2 separate regions of the Homo sapiens genome follow, and region 2 is linked to region 1. The links are chromatin loops, found by intact Hi-C in ENCODE. Cell type or tissue: PC-3. All regions are shown on one strand.

Region 1 (5,000 bases):
GGCTCCAGGGTCTAAAATTTTAACCACCATGACATGCTAAGCATTTCTGGACTTTTAGTATTATCCCCTGGGTACCTGGTATTGGATGATCCCTTGGGTACATGGTCTCCACCCTCGTTCTGATCTTTCCTGTGTGGTTTCAGATGGATCAGTTTATGCAGCAGCTTCAGAGAATGGAGGCCCTGATTTCAAAGGCTCAGGGTGGTGATGGAGTAGTACCTGATACAGAGCTGGAAGGCAGGATGCAGCAGGCTGAGCAGGCCCTTCAGGACATTCTGAGAGATGCCCAGATTTCAGAAGGTGATGAAGGCCAACTTCCCTTCAGACAGAAGAGAATTCATAGTCCTAGAAGGAATGGCTACGTTAGGTCATAGAATCTTCTATGGATATCAGTTCAGCAGTTATCTCCAGCCAGCCCTTGCAGAAGTGGAAGGACTGTCTGTGGCATTCCCCCTGGGATCTGAATGATGGTGATAAAAGAATGGTTGGATGCATTTCTCTATTGGGTTTTTGTCATTTGACCATAAGCCAGTCAACCCTCCGTTATGTTTGCTAACTCTATGCTGACCCAGAAAGTGCTCATGCTCCCTTTCCTTCTTTGCGTTCAGGTGCTAGCAGATCCCTTGGTCTCCAGTTGGCCAAGGTGAGGAGCCAAGAGAACAGCTACCAGAGCCGCCTGGATGACCTCAAGATGACTGTGGAAAGAGTTCGGGCTCTGGGAAGTCAGTACCAGAACCGAGTTCGGGATACTCACAGGCTCATCACTCAGATGCAGCTGAGCCTGGCAGAAAGTGAAGCTTCCTTGGGAAACACTGTAGGTTTTTGCTGGGCTAGAGTATTGAGAATACTGCTGTGTTGGGAGACCTACTTGTAGATCTCACTGACTCAATTTCTGTCTCTCAGTGGCTCACTTTCTGTTTCTGATCTACCTGACAGGTTGTTGGACTTCTTTTCCTTGCAACAGTCACATCTATTTATGTCTTTGGCCTTCTGAAGTTTCCTATTTTACTGCATTATGTTCTTCTCCTAAGTTCATTTATTTCTAACTACATCCTCATCTTGGCCCTGCCTCACCTCCCTTCTGCATATCTCCTAGCTTGTTAGCTCCCAGAGGGCAGGATTTACTTTAGTTCATATTTACTTTCTCAGCCTACAACACAGTGTATAGCTGTGGTAAATTTCTAGTGTATGAATGAATGGATAAATGAATGAATGAATGAAAAAGGAAGGAAGGAAAGAAGGAAGAAAGGATGGAGGAAGGGACAGAGGGAAAGAAGAACAAAGGAAGAGAGTAGGGAAGGAAGGAAGGAAGGAAGACATGGTTTTGAAAATGGGAAAAAAATGCTGCCAGTATGATTTTCTTGATGTAGTTTGTAATGTGGTAGGAGGGAGAGATTTGATTGAGCACTCTTCTATTTCTGAATAAAGAAGGTTATGGTAACAATAATGTAAATGGATGGGTGGGAGATGAATAGAGGAAGTGGAATGATAATCAGATACTATAATGAGGAAGTCACATTAAAAATAATGTGTATTGATTGTTTCCTTTATTACAGAAATGTTTGTTGTAGAAAATAAATAAAAATTCTCTATGATCCCATTACTATCAAATAACCACTGTTAAAATTTGGAATATATTCTACTGGACTTTAAATTCATATAAAAAATGTACATGTATATATTTTTATTTTTATTTTTTTTGGCTTCCAGCAGGAAAAGAATTTTTATTTTACTTTGTTGTTGTTTTGGATTTTTTTATGTATATATATTTTAATGCATCTATATCTATATACAGACTTTTTTGAACTTGGATTTCTTTGCTCTTGTCTATACATACTTTTTTTTTCTTTTTTTTTTTTCGAGATGGAGTTTTGTTTTTGTTGCCCAGGCTGGAGTACAATGGTGCGATCTCGGCTCACTGCAACCTCCACCTCCCAGGTTCAGGCGATTCTCCTGCCTCAGCCTCCCAAGTAGCTGGGATTACAGGCATGCACCACCATGCCTGGCTAATTATTGCATTTTTAGAAGGGACGGGGTTTCACCATGTTGGTCAGGCTGGTCTTGAACTCCTGACCTCAGGTGATTCACCCGCCCTGGCCTCCCAAAGTGCTGGGATTACAGGCATGAGCCACCACACCCGGCCTATACATACTTTTTAAAAATAGAATAATGGTGAATAGAGGCATGGTGTAAGTGTCAGGGTGTGGAACCCTGTGTGGCTAATGACAAGTGGTTCTGACAGGACAGATGCACCTGCTTAAGTTCCATGGCCAAGTGCAAAGCCTTAACCGATTCGCCTTAACCGATTCTCCTTTTCCCACAGAACATTCCTGCCTCAGACCACTACGTGGGGCCAAATGGCTTTAAAAGTCTGGCTCAGGAGGCCACAAGATTAGCAGAAAGGTGAGCAGCATTAGAGGGCACCTCTGCTTCAAGCCGTCTCTGCAAGGCCAGACTTGAATAAGAGTGTAGGGTATTAGGGACCCAAGCATCGTATTTATTCTCTCCAGGCTCCTTTGCAGCCATTCCCTACCTTGAAACCAGTTTTTAACCACTTGGCTTTTATTGTATGTAAGTGGCCACTGGGCAGGGTCATTTGGCAGGAGTTGGGGGTGAGGGTGTTTCTTTCCCACATTTCCCTATGACTCACAGTATGGCTGTGTTGTATGTCAGATGTGATTCCTCGGGCCACGTGAAATGAATCAGCCCTTGGAAGAGAAAGCTCTGCAGCTTTCAGGGACTCCCACACCAAGCCTGGGAACAAGTAGCAACGAGTTGTTTTTTAGCCTGTGGGGGCCAAGACTGCAGAGGGGGAACTTCCTCCTGAAAACCGGCTCTGCAGGGCCCCAATGATAACACGCAGCTCCCTTCATCCTTGGCTCTGACTAGAAATCCTACGGTGTTTAAGAGGTTTGCTGGTAGCGGTCTGCTCAGCAGGGTGGCAGGCTCTGTTAATCCCAAGTGGAATTCAGTCAGCGGAAGAGGGCTGATTTGTATATTTTGTAACATGAGCTGCCTCCTGAGCTCGTTTTTAATTTTGTTTCTTTGGGTTTTTTTTAAAGAAGCACTTTTTAGAACCAGGAGGAACCAAAAGTATCCAGGGAATTTTTATAGACATGCTTTGTCCCCCTAGTGGTGGGCCCAGTTTAGAGCTGAAGCGAAAGTGCGTAAAGGTTGGATCCTGGGTGAAATAAGACCTAGAGGTTTCTTCCTGCAGCAAACAGCTTACAGATGCAGTGTTTTATCACCTGAGACTGCTCCCACCCATCTCCACACTCCACCCCGCTCCGGGACTCCAGTGATTATGCCATAAACGGAAAAGATCACTACAAGGTCTATGACATAAGGCGAATTCTCCAAAACACTTTCTGCTTCTTGACAGCACCTCTAATTCCATGTAATTTGAGTCAGTTCTGTAGGGTTTTTCTAAATCAGACCAGCTCCCGTACTCTTTGCCCTTCGTGTAACTGAACAACCTAAAGGAAGCCCTTTGCGTGAAAACTCTTATTCTTTTGTTTTTAATCCTTTCAGCCACGTTGAGTCAGCCAGTAACATGGAGCAACTGACAAGGGAAACTGAGGACTATTCCAAACAAGCCCTCTCACTGGTGCGCAAGGCCCTGCATGAAGGAGTCGGAAGCGGAAGCGGTAGCCCGGACGGTGCTGTGGTGCAAGGGCTTGTGGAAAAGTACGTTCCTACGGGTCCTCCCGTGGCTCATTATACCTTGGATACTCCCAGGGCAAAATGCTAACCGTACTTGAGGGGCACCATGCTAGTTGTAAAAAACATATTATTAATGATAATAAGAGGGCCGAAATCATGGGAGTTTTACTTTGGGGAAAAGCAGATATTTTTAAGACTGGAAGAAAAAAAGATTGGTTAGTCTAAATAAAATTAATGTTTTGATTGAGATTACAATACTGGGAGGTATGGTCACCCTCTGGTGTTTGAAGGGTGTGAATAAACCCATCTGATGGCATGGGGAGATATAAAAATACAGAAATATATTTCTGTTATCAAGAAGTGGGGAATTTGGGATTGAATTTTTCTGACCCAACCTGTGTAAATTAAAAGGCTTATGTTTAGTGGAGAGGGACAAGTATCTGATAAATAATTTTGTTTGGTTCTTCTGGTTATTCTAACTACATACTTTCAAGACAACAGGGTGAAATTTTGCTTTTGTTAAAAAAAAAGGGGGGGCCAGGTGTGGTGGCTCACTCTTGTAGTCCCAGCTACTTGGGAGGCTGAATTGGGAGGATTGCTTGAGCGTGGGAGGATGAGGCTATAGTGAGCTGTGATCACGCCACTGCACTCCAGCCTGGACAACAGAGTGAAACCCTGTCTCAAAAAAAAAAAAAAAAAAGAATTCTCAAAGTCCTCTTTTTATTACCGCCCCCTCCCCACCCCCAACACCAGATTGGAGAAAACCAAGTCCCTGGCCCAGCAGTTGACAAGGGAGGCCACTCAAGCGGAAATTGAAGCAGATAGGTCTTATCAGCACAGTCTCCGCCTCCTGGATTCAGTGTCTCGGCTTCAGGGAGTCAGTGATCAGTCCTTTCAGGTGAGGGCATCTGGCCTGTGTGCTTGATATACAGGAGGGCCATAAATACTTTCTTTTCTGGGGGTGCCATAATATTGTTCAAACATTCAGCTTTTTCTCCATGTTGACCATTTCTGTTTTAGAGTGGGAAGAGTATTTAGCCTTCTCATTACCCATTTGCTTGTTCTTAAACCACAATCCTAGTCTCTGGAAAGGATTTGACCCATGCTAAACCTATTACTGGATAAAAGTTTTATGTATCTTCCTTAGTTCTGGGGATTGTTGAAACCTGTGGAAAATTTTTATAAAGTTTTTTTGTTTACGCTTGAGTCCAACCTATAGTATATCTCTATGTATAGCCACTCTGAGATGACTTCTTCTCAAAAGTTTTGCATTGTTTCTGCCATCAGTTCCTTTAACAATTCCAAACTTATTCGATTAAGAAGATTTTGTTTACTAC
Region 2 (5,000 bases), 160 kb before region 1:
GATACCAGGGTTTGTTAAAAAGGAACAATATTTTCTAGAAAAGCTTTAAAGTAGTCATATTCTTACAGATTTTAAATCTAGGACTTTGTCTAACTATTGATGATTTATTGAGTAGCTCTGGGATTTTTTTCAGAAATTAAAAAAAATCTTTCATCTGTACAATTTTTCAGTTTTGTTTAGAATTCTTTTTTTGTCATTGCATTTTTAAAGCACTCATTTTAATTTAATAAAACGATGAGTGTGTCTCCTAAAGTTGACCACACAACTGCAAATTGTATTTTTTGCATTTCTTTGTTGGCAGTAGTAGTTTCCTATTGGCTGTTCTGTACTTATATATATAGATATACATATATATTTTTGTTGTTGTTGTTGTTGTTGTTGTTTTTGAGAGACGGAGTCTCGCTCTGTCACCCAGGCTGGAGTGCAGTGGCAGGATCTTGGCTCACTGCAACCTCTGCCTCCCAGGTTCAAGTAATTCTCCTGCCTCAGCCTCCTGAGTAGCTGGGACTACAAGCGCACGCCACCACATCCAGCTATTTTTTTTTGTAGTTTTAGTAGAGATAGGGTTTTACTGTATTGGCCAGGCTGGTGTCAAACTCCTGACCTCGTTATCCACCTGCCTTGGCCTCCCAAAGTACTGGGATTACAGATGTGAGCCACCACGCCTGGCCACTTGTCAATATATTTAAAAATTTTTTTATTTTTGGCTTGTCAGTATTGACCTTAATATTTGTAGTATTGGGAGTATCATGATAGCAGAAAGGACTTTGGAAAATCTATTATTAGAGGGCTTCACATGGGTGCTTCTGTAATAAAATGAATGGTGAAAAGAGACTTAACCATTTATAGTTGTTGGCTTCGGATAAATCTCCCAGAAAATAAGTGGATTGGAGTCCATTAACCCAAGCTTCCCAAAGCATAATGGGAGTTGAGCTTAGGGCCTGTTTCCTAGTGAGTGACCTACTGAGGCTTAGGGGCTAGATCAAAAGGATCTGGTAGTACTGAGTTTCTTAGTACCAAATTGAAAATGGATTTCTTTTTTTTAAAAAAGGCCTTTGTTACAATCTTATTGCCTGAGATGATGTAACATGTTAATGGGTTATCCATTTTGTATTGTTTTTTTTTGTGTGTGTATGTGTGTGTGTAAAGAATACACACAATCTCAATGCTGAAATGAATTTGAAATGTAAACTAATTATTTTCAAGTGCATAGGATATTACAGTCTAAGGTAAGAAACAGTAAGCTAGTACTCATTTGTTGTGCTAAGCAAATTACTAATTATTTAGGTGAGCATGAAGAAGAAAACCAAACCAGAAAGGTTTAGGGATATTAATGTTCTTCAAATTAGTTAAGAAAGTTAGCAGCAGCCACTGAATGAGGACCTACTATGTGTAAGCATATTTTATGCTCATTTTCCTCACAAGAACTCTATGAAGTAGATATCAAATTATTGCAGGTCTCTAATTGCATATCCAGCACTCAAGGCAAGAGGTGTTTCACAATTCATGACTTTTTTAGGTTTTTAGAAAAGTGACACATGGGCTGGGCACGGTAGCTCATGCCTGTAATCCCAGCACTTTGGAAGGCTGAGGTGGGTGGATCCATGAGGTCAGGAGATTGAGACCATCCTGGCTAACATGGTGAAACCCCATTGCTACTAAAAACACAAAAAATTAGCCGGGCATGGTGGCGGGCGCCTGTAGTCCCAGCTACTTGGGAGGCTGAGGCAGGAGAATCGCTTGAACCCAGGAGGCGAAGGTTGCAGTGAGCCGAGATCGCGCCACTGCACTCCAGCCTGGCAACAGAGCGAGACTCCATCTCAAAAAAAAAAGAAAGAAAAGTGACACAGGTATATACTTTATATCAGTGGTCCCCAACCTTTTTGGCACCAGGGACTTGTTTTGTGGGAGACAGTTTTCCACTGTTGAATTCTGCCTGGAGTATATGTTTTAAAATTCAATATGTAACTTCATATTACAGACTCTCTACTGTACCTGCTATATTGTGTATTACAACAACATCTGAACTCAGTGAATGGTTTTAGGTTCATTGTCAGGACTCTGGGTCCATTTATATGGCATATAAGCATTTTAACTTGTTTCTTGCCATATTTTCAAAACAGCCTTGTGTATGTCTGGGAACAATAAATAGGGAGTTTCATTATCACTGTTGTGCTAATGCATGTTTAAAGTTAGACAGATGAGTAGCTGTTCATCAATATATGTAAAACCTAGAGAAATGATTAGCTATTCATCAATATATGTAAAACTTAATTATTAAAAAAATGTAATGTCCTATGTCTGTGCACTGGGAGATCCAGGAAAGGTAAAAGTTAAGTCATTATCCTCAAGGAGATTACAGTCTAGTTGGAGGTGTATATTATACTATTTATTCTGTTGTTTCAGTGGGATTTGTTGTGGGAGAGAAAGGTAAGTTAAACAGAAAGCCTGAAGAGAGGTCTGGGTGTCCAGTGTGTCAGGGAATGCCTCCTTCTTGTAGCATCCAACCAGATTGTTTTGGGAGTTAGAAATGTAATGCAGTCAGTCCCCCAACTTAAAGAAATACAGCCCAGACCATCTGGTATGTCACAGTTGTGTGGTAACAGCAGTAAGGAGCATCGGCTGAGTCTGAGGGGAGAGCTGGGTGCTCCTTGCACCTCCCTGGCCCTGGCAGGTCTCTTTGCTGATCTTGTGCTGCTTTCTGAGGAGCCTGTTTTTAGAATGCTTCTCCAGGTAGCCAGCACCAGTGGACCATCATTGAAGTAGGAGTGGGTGTTGAAAGAGATAGGGAGGGCATTCCAGGTAGATAGTGTGGACAAAGGCACCAAGCCTGAAAAAAGAATGGCCCGGTTGAATAATTTTAAGTAGTTTGAGATGGCACAGTGCCCGGCACACAGTCTCTTCATAAATGATTACTCAAAGATTGAGTGAGTGGACAGATGAATGAATGGGCTAGATTGTGGCATGTGCGTGGAATTAGGTAAGAGATTCTTAGACTTGATCATAATTGCCTAGTAAATCATTCTTCCATAGCCCTTTTATAAGGTAAATACCTAGTCATAAAGTTCAATCTGTGATTCACTAGTTATATTTGCAAATTATTTAGTCTCTGGGCCTGTTTCCTCACCTATAAACAAGGTAGTTAGGCTTGAGAACTCCTCTATTCCTTCCATCTTTAGAATAGCTATGATTTTAAGTAAAGGGACAGGGACCAACTAGTGCTTCTGTTGGGGGTTCAGAGCTGAACCTCTTCTGCTGTCCTGGCTCTTTAGGCATCTCTCTGGCCTGTCACAGAGGTTGGATGACTGGGATGCCTTGTGGATGCCCAGATGTTCCTGGGATACTTCCAGTTTTGTGGGTGATGGTAATGTCTGTGTGTTCTTCCTTTGTCATCTGGGCCGTGATTTGAAGGATATACTACCATTTGTATTTAATGTCTAGGGTGGTGAGATAAGAGCTCCTATTAGATTTTTTAACTAGAAATGGAATAAATGCTGTATCTAGTTAATAATTAGGAAAACTTTACTCATATTTTTTATTTGGGGCTTAAGGAGAAAATAAACTTTAATTTAGGGATTTTTTTTTTCCTGCTTGAATTCAGTAGGGTCTTCCTCAAAATCTTAAATGGGAGTTCTCAGTTCCCCTTGTAATGTCAACCTCGGCAAATTTCTTCTGTTGATATGGAAAGAATTGTTGGACAGGTGGTAAGGGTAACTGAGCAGTGGGTAGGGATGAGTTCAAAGAAGAGAAATCCTACAGACGATGGTTGGTTGGATGATAAATATGAAGGATTGTGTGCTGATGTATTCCCTGTGGTGGTCTGCAAGAGTGTGTGGGAGACATTTGTTCTCATTTCCTGTTTCATCACAGCCTGCCACCTGCTGTGTCGCTATACAAAGTAACATCACTTTTAAAGATTGCTGTTTAGGAAATCATGTTTTATATGTCAGGAAGCTGGGTTTTTTTTGTTTTTGTTTTTTTTTTTTTGAGTCCCATTAAAGACTGATCCAGGAAGCATCTCTCTATATGAAACTTGGTGTGTATGTGTGTGTTTGTGTGTGTGTTGACAACTTAGGAAATTGGTGATTGATGCAGAAAGGAAGACAATGAGTAACTTGGGATTGTGCCTGTATGGATGTTTTGTCTACACGTGGGTGGAGGAAAATACTTGATGCTGTGTTCTGTAGCTATTACCCTGTGGAGTTTCTCACTTGAAAATTGAAGCTGTGTCCAGATACAGCTGTAATTCAGAATAATAGCAAGCATAGTACTGTCTTTGTTTTTCTGGGCCCTGGGAAGACAAGTCTACAGCTCTTTGAGGTTCATGTGTGACTCTACATTCCGGCCTCATTATTTGGAGGTTTGATATTTGCATGTTTGCCTGCTTGCTAAGCTTTGAAACCACAGAAATCAATCTTTATGGTAGTTTGTGGTCATTTGGGACATCTGCAGAGCAGTGAAAAATTTGAGTCCCTGAAACACACACAGCTCAGCTGAAGTAAAAGGAGGTGATGTTCTGCCTTCTTGTTTCAGCTGCACTGCTGTAAATAAATATCACTTTCTTAGCCTATTTAATGCCGTATTTTCCCCATTTCTGTCCTTTTTATTGGTGATTTCACTGCCTAACATGACCCTCAAGCATAGTGCTGAAGTGCCGTCTTAAGTTCCCAAACACAAGAAGGTGTGTGCCTTAGGGAGAAGGTGCATGTGATGGGTAAGCTTTGTTCAGGCAAAACACATGGAAAACAAGGTTATATTCTGTCCAGTTGACGAAAATGTTGAGACCAGAGGTTTGCAGATGTCAACTTCTGAAACAATGATTCTGTATTCTCTAATGCAGTGTTATGTTATAGAAATACAAGTACCATGAGCAGTAAAAATTGTATTTAGAGTAGAAGCTAATTGGTCCTAGTCATGGTTCACATATCTGGGTGAACATGGGGAATTTTTATGCCTTGTGAAACATATTTTAAAAGTTACCTTTTGAAAATTAAAGGAAC

What was found. Peaks named below come from ENCODE experiments on the same cell type or tissue, not always from the same donor. Only the 100,000 strongest peaks of a DNase experiment are listed, where the experiment ranks them.
Region 2: a loop joins it to region 1, with 2.1 times the contacts of the local background. A loop is called at or near these places in 1 of 110 quality-filtered maps.

What each region holds. Positions count from the first base shown.
Region 1 is chr1:183,232,044-183,237,043 of GRCh38, forward strand. It overlaps LAMC2 (laminin subunit gamma 2), which reads left to right. Exons shown (of 23, transcript NM_005562.3): 13 at 144-300; 14 at 609-814; 15 at 2,324-2,403; 16 at 3,532-3,687; 17 at 4,417-4,561. Among named protein-coding and RNA genes, the nearest start is that of LAMC2, 48 kb to the left of the region's middle. RefSeq lists a silencer at 2,771-3,065. In PC-3, a CTCF peak has its summit at 3,126; a DNase peak (open chromatin) is centred at 2,688; H3K4me3 peaks cover 1,466 bases; H3K27ac peaks cover 3,648 bases.
Region 2 is chr1:183,067,119-183,072,118 of GRCh38, forward strand. All of the region lies in intron 1 of LAMC1 (laminin subunit gamma 1), which reads left to right. Among named protein-coding and RNA genes, the nearest start is that of LAMC1, 46 kb to the left of the region's middle. RefSeq lists enhancers at 3,682-3,751, 3,762-3,811. In PC-3, no CTCF peak of the experiment used is centred here; DNase peaks (open chromatin) are centred at 2,933 and 4,373; H3K4me3 peaks cover 320 bases; H3K27ac peaks cover 3,299 bases.